Linked DNA regions of Homo sapiens: region 2 is linked to region 1. Evidence: read pairs that join two places in POLR2A ChIA-PET (ENCODE). Cell type or tissue: K562. All regions are shown on one strand. Each heading gives the region's core, and the rest is flanking DNA. Links, peaks and the distances in the headings are about the cores only. Region 1 overlaps LINC03143 (long intergenic non-protein coding RNA 3143). Region 2 overlaps RBM5 (RNA binding motif protein 5).

Region 1 (2,901 bases), core at 86-2,585:
CAACATAGTGAGACCTCCATTTTTACAAAAAATACAAAAATTAACTGTGTGTTGTGGTGTGTGCCTGGAGTCCCAGCTCCTCGGGAGGCTGAGGTGGGGGGATCACTTGAGTTCTGGAGGTCAAGGCTGCTGTGGGCCATGATCTTGCCACTGCACTCCAGCCTGGGTGGCAAAGCAAGATCCTGTCTCAAAAAAAAAAAAAAAAAAAAAAAAAAAGATGAAAAAGAGAGTGGCCCTGTGAATGCCAAGCTAAAAGCCTGCAATCCCGCCAAACTTCAGCAAGCTCTCTGAGTCAGGGGTCAGGGACACGGTCCTGCAGAGGGGAGGCATGGGGAGAGAAATGACAGAATGACCCCAGGGATACAGCCTGGGGGAGGGTAAAGGGGTCAGTGCTTGTCCTAAGTAAGACAAAAGGTAGGGGCTCTCAGGAGGGCAGGCTTGGCAGTGCCAGGGGTGGGTTGGGGACTTGGGAAGGGAGAAGACTGAGGAGTCCCCACCCAGGGGAGGGAGGGAGGTTAAAGTAGAACCCTGGGCACAGAGGGTTGAGGACCCTGGGGTCAAGAGAACCCTGGGGTCAGAGGGTTGAGGAAGTAATTGTACTGAGGTGGCCGGGAGCGGTGACTCATGCCTCTAATCCCAGCACTTTGGGAGGCCAAGGCAGGAGGACTGCTTGAGCCCAGGAGTTCAAGACCAGCCTGGGCAACATGACAAAACCTCATCTCTACCAAAAAAAAATAATAATACAAAAAAATTAGCTAGGCATGGTGGCACATGCCTGTAGTCCCAGCTACTCAGGAGGTTGAGGTGGGAGGATCACTTGAGCTCGGCAGGTTGAGGCTGCCATGAGCCATGATCCCACCACTGCACTCCACCCTGGGTGACAAAGCAAGATCCTGTCTCAAAAAAAAGAAGAAAAAAAAAAGTACTGGGGTGAGGGGCACAGCAAAAGGGGACAAGAGAGGAGCTGAGCCCGAGAAGGGGCCTTGTTCAGCTGGGATGGAAGAGGCAGCAGTGGAGGGTTTCTCTGAGGCCCTCATAGGCCTGGGTGCCCAAGATGCCCAGAGCTAAGGTGGCAGCAAGAGTGCATACCTGTGGTACCCCCACTGTGTGCCAGACCTGCCTGGCCACTGTCTGCAGCTGCAGGGAAAATGAGAGGTGCAGACTCCAGCTAGGGCCACGGGGTCGGCTAAGCGGCAGGGTAGGGATTCAGCCCCACCTCCTGCTGGACTAACAAGGGGGTTGATCCTTGGGGCTGGCTCCAGACTCCTCAGCCCTCCCCCAGAGCATTCAGAGCCCCATACCCAGTACTCCTGGGAGGCTCTCCCCTAGCCAGTTAGGAGAATGTAGTATTTATGTAAATGTCTGTTCATGAGTGCAGTGTGCCCTCAGAGTCCACTTTCCAGCATTCCTGGCATAGCCCCCTCCACCCTGCCGGGCTCCAGAGGAGGGAGGGAGAGGGAGGCCCCGCCCCCAGCCCCCTCTCCTCCCACTCCTCCCTGCTGGGCAATGAGGAAAACAGGAGTGAGGGAAGAGCTGTGATGTGGCTGGTTGGGGGGGCTCCCGCATCCCAGAAGGGCTGACCTCAGCCTGGGAGGAATGTGCAGGAGGGGAGGGCAGGGGTGGGGCAGGCGGGGGTAGGGCCACAGCCAAAGGCCCAGGGTTCTTGGTAGCCCCTCCCTCAGCACCTCCATCTCAGTTCTGACAGGGCCCTCAGAAGGGAAGGGGAACAGGCAAGGAGGGGAGGAGCTAATCTTTCAAAAAAGGTGGGCCAGGGTTCCCTGGGAATGTGGAGACCAGGCTGGGGTGAGGACATGCCTGCAGACGCTTCCCCAGGAGATGCCCCTGGGGCAGGGCCTTAGAGTGTCTGGGAAGTTAGGCCTCAGGTGATGATCCTATGGCCGCCCACGCCTGCCCCCACTGTGCCTAAGTCCTCTGGGCAGCATGACCTGGTACCTACGTGGCCAGAACAAGGAAGAGTTGTGACGTTGGAGCCACAAGCCCTGATGACTAAAGCAGGTGTGAGTGGGGCGCCCAAGATCCCATCCAGTCCAGGCTGCACTGGGAGGGTTGCCACAACCTTCCTCAGATGGGTGTCCCACCCCAACCACACCACCCGGAGTCCAGGCAGGGGCAAAGGGGCAGGCCCAGCTGGTGGCCAGGGGTGGGGAGGCAGGTGCTGAGATTTGGCACAACAATCCAGGTTTTTCCAGAAGGAAAAGCCAAGGCCGTGGTAGGCCATGCCACTGACAGGCAGCCCCAGAGCAAGGACCCAGGCAGGTCTCTGCCCATGGAAGCTCCCTCAAAAGAGAGAGGTCCAGGGTAGGAGTACAGGCAGGAAAAGGGACCCCAGCTGCCTTGCCTGGTTTGCCCCATTCTGTTGAGACTCAGGCTCAGGCTGCCTGATTCCAGAATCCTCGAGGAGTTCCAGCCCCCAGTGTGACCCACAGGCAGTGACCTTGCTCCTGGAGTGCTGACCTCCATGGGGGCCCCTACCCATGGCCTGGCACACTGGACCTGGGGCTGAGGAACAGAAAGGGGACCATGTGGAATCAGGGACAACTTGACCTCCCATCCCTGGAGACCTCCATTCCTACTCAAGGGAGGGTACACATCTAGAGGACAGAGGACAGGGCACAGCACTCAATGGGGACAGAGACAGTCTAGTCCTTTTGGCTGGGGGTTGACTCCCAGGCTATTGGAAAGATAATGGCGGTGGCGGGGGGGTTTCTGATACCGTTTCCCAGAGTGAACACAGGTGGAGGAAGGTGCGGGGTGATGAAACAGAGACAGGGCCCCTGGGCCTGGAAAAACATAAGGCAGTGAGGGCCTATGGGGGCACAGTGGGAGTGGATGGGAGCCTCTGAGGCACTTGCTGATCCTGGCTGCTTGGGTGGAAAGCTG
Region 2 (2,901 bases), core at 111-2,610, 170 kb before region 1:
TTGTGTAGCACCTTTACTGTAGCCATCAACACACATGTCTCATCTCTACCACAAGATCTCTGAAAATAGGCCTCTGTGTGAACTAGTCACCTCTGTGTCCCCAACCCTTGAACACAGTATGTTACTCAGCCAGTGCTCTTGGTAAAAATGAATGTGAGGTTTTAAAACAGCAGTGTGCCAGTATTTGTTTTCTTGGAGTAATCAAAGTAATATTCTGACTAATGTTTAGTTGAATTTTGGATAAAGCTCAAAATAAGCATTGGATTCCCGTAGCTTTGGGTTTCTAAACCCTGGAAGTAATGAATGTGACAAATGTGAGACAGGATATTAGAGTTAATAGTGGGTAATCATTCCATTATTTGTGATCCACTGCACATCTGCTACACTGTACATGTTAGATGCTACAGTGACACAGAGCTATGGATCTTGCCTCAAAAAAGCTTATGGATGAGTAGCTAAGGTCAGCAGATAATGGTGACAATGCAGAATAGAAAGGGGTCAGAGGCCGAGTATGGTAACTCATGCCTGTAATCCCAGCACTTCGGGAGGCCAAGGTGAAAAGAGTGCTTGAGCCCAGGAGTTCAAGTCCAACCTGGACAACATGGTAAGACGCATCTCTCCAAAAAAAAAAAAAAATAGCCAGTCTTAATGGCGCTTGTCTGTGGTCCCAGTTACTTGGGAGACTGAGGCAGGAAGATCACTTGAGCCTAGGAGGTCAAGGGTACAGTGAGTTGTGTTCACGCCACTGCACTCCAGCCTGAGCGACAGAGCAAGACCCTGTCTCAAAAAGAGGGTCATGTCGGAAAAGGTCCTATTGAAAGAGGTCTGCCTAAGAGCTCTTGAAGGTTATTTAAAGGAAATTGTTACTAGTGGAGGGTAAGGAATCTTCTATTTTTATTTTTGTGAGACAGGGCCTTACTCTGTCGCATAGGCTGGAGTGCAATCGCGTGATTGTGGCTCACAGCAGCCTCCAACTTTTGGGGCTCAGGCAATCCACCAGCCTCAGCCTCCCAAGTAGCTGGGATTACAGGCATGTGTCACCACTCCGAGCTAATTTTTTTTTTTATCGTTTGTTTTTTTTTTTGTAGAGACAAGGTCTCTCTTTATTGCCTAGACTGGTCTTGAACTCTTGTCTTCAATCAATCCTCCCGCCTGGGTCTCCCAAAGTGCTAGGATTATAGGCGTGGAAAACTAAGGGAATGGTGTGGTAGATGGGCCCTTCAGGCGGAGGGGTATCACATGAGCAGGGAATAGAAAGGTACTGAATCTAGATAAGGCCTAGCAATCGGCTTGATTTGGCTGGAGTCAGAGGCTTTTGGCAGGAGAGGGATGAGTGGCAAAGTGCTATTGTGGCTAGGGGCTAGAGTTCTCAAAAGTCTAGCTAAGCCTAAAAGAATATTACTGAGGGTTGGCCAGGTGCGGTGGCTCACGCCTGTAATCCCAGCACTTTAGGATTCTGAGGCAGGCGGATCACAAGGTCAGGAGATCGAGACCATCCTGGCTAGCACGGTGAAACCCTGTCTCTACTAAAACTACAAAAAAATTAGCCAGCCGTGGTGGCGGGCGCCTGTAGTCCCAGTTACTCAGGAGGCTGAGGCAGGAGAATGGCATGAATCTGAGAGGCGGAGCTTGCAGTGAGCCGAGATCGTGCCATTGCACTCCAGCCTGGGCGACAGAGCAAGACTGTCTCAAAAAAAAAAAAAAAGAAACTGCTACAAGTATTGATTTGAGTGTTAGAAATTTTAATGAGTGGTTGAATTCACAGGTGTGATACCTGAGGATAATGAGGATTGGCTGTGTGTAGTCTTGCAGCCGTTGCACCTAGTTATGGAAAGTAGAGGCCAGTGAGAATCTTGTTTCCACAAATTTCACCCTGTTTTTTTTTTCATGGTAGTATTCATGCCTGATATTATTGATGAAGAGACTAGTATATTTTTGTGGCCTTTTGGAAAAAGGAGTTGGTCTGACATTGGAACAAGCCTACCAGCCAGAATACTTTATTCTAGCCCCAATTAATGTTTGATTTATTAGGAGCCTAAGAATGTGATGAACTTTGAAAATTTTTACCAATAATTTAACTGTAAGAAAAGTATGATCCATTAAAAATGTTTACCTGGCCTGGTGCGGTGGCTCACGCCTGTAATCCCAGCACTTTGGGAGGCCAAGGTGGGTGGATTACCTGAGCCCAAGAGATGGAGACCAGCCTGGGCAACATGGTGAAACCCCTCTCTACTAAAATATAAAATATTAGCTGGGTGTGGCGACATGCGCCTGTAGTCCCAGCTACTCTTGAGGCTGAGGCAGAATTGCTTGAACCCAGGAGGCGGAGGTTGCAGTGAGCCGAGATCATGCCATTGCTCTCCAGCCTGGGCAACAGAGTGAGACTCCATCTCAAAAAAATTTAAAAAAAAGTTTATCATCAGGCTCTTCATTTTTTGGCTGTTGATTTTTTTCCTTATTTTGAGAGTAGGCCTCAAAGAGCAGGAAGGCTATTCTTGATTAGGCGTACTTCAGGGCACAGTGACGCATCCACTGCCTCTTTTAAATCTCATCTGAGTCCTTATTTTTATTTTTTTATTTTTTTAAAGATAGGGTTGCACTTTGTCACCCAGGCTGGAGTGCAGTGGTGCAATAGCCCATTGTAACCTCGAACTCCTGGGCTTAAACAGTCCTCCCACCTCAGCCTCCCAGGTAACTAGGACTACAGGTGTATACCATCATGCTTGGGTAATTTTTATTTTATTTTATTATTTTTTTTTGAGACGGAGTCTCACTCTTGCCCAGGCTGGAGTGCAGTGGCGCGATCTCGGCTCACTGCAACCTCCGCCTCCCGGGGTCAAGCGATTCTCTTGCCTCAGCCTCCCAAGTAGCTAGGACTACAGGCACGTGCCACCACGTCTG

Evidence for each region. ChIA-PET counts read pairs that join two places held together with the same protein. Peaks named below come from ENCODE experiments on the same cell type or tissue, not always from the same donor. Only the 100,000 strongest peaks of a DNase experiment are listed, where the experiment ranks them.
Region 2: POLR2A ChIA-PET joins it to region 1 with 5 read pairs; 5 of 35 experiments call an interaction of 5 or more read pairs at or near these places.

Annotation. Positions count from the first base shown.
Region 1 is chr3:50,263,310-50,266,210 of GRCh38, forward strand. It overlaps LINC03143 (long intergenic non-protein coding RNA 3143), which reads left to right. Exons shown (of 1, transcript NR_198941.1): 1 at 1-49. It also overlaps a transcript of SEMA3B not described here. Among named protein-coding and RNA genes, the nearest start is that of SEMA3B-AS1, 2.6 kb to the right of the region's middle. RefSeq lists enhancers at 468-1,043, 1,044-1,617, 1,448-1,742, 1,618-2,193. In K562, for the core only: no CTCF peak of the experiment used is centred there; a DNase peak (open chromatin) is centred at 1,252.
Region 2 is chr3:50,095,704-50,098,604 of GRCh38, forward strand. The region is part of intron 4 of RBM5 (RNA binding motif protein 5); the gene reads left to right. Among named protein-coding and RNA genes, the nearest start is that of RBM5-AS1, 3.8 kb to the right of the region's middle. In K562, for the core only: no CTCF peak of the experiment used is centred there; no DNase peak of the experiment used is centred there.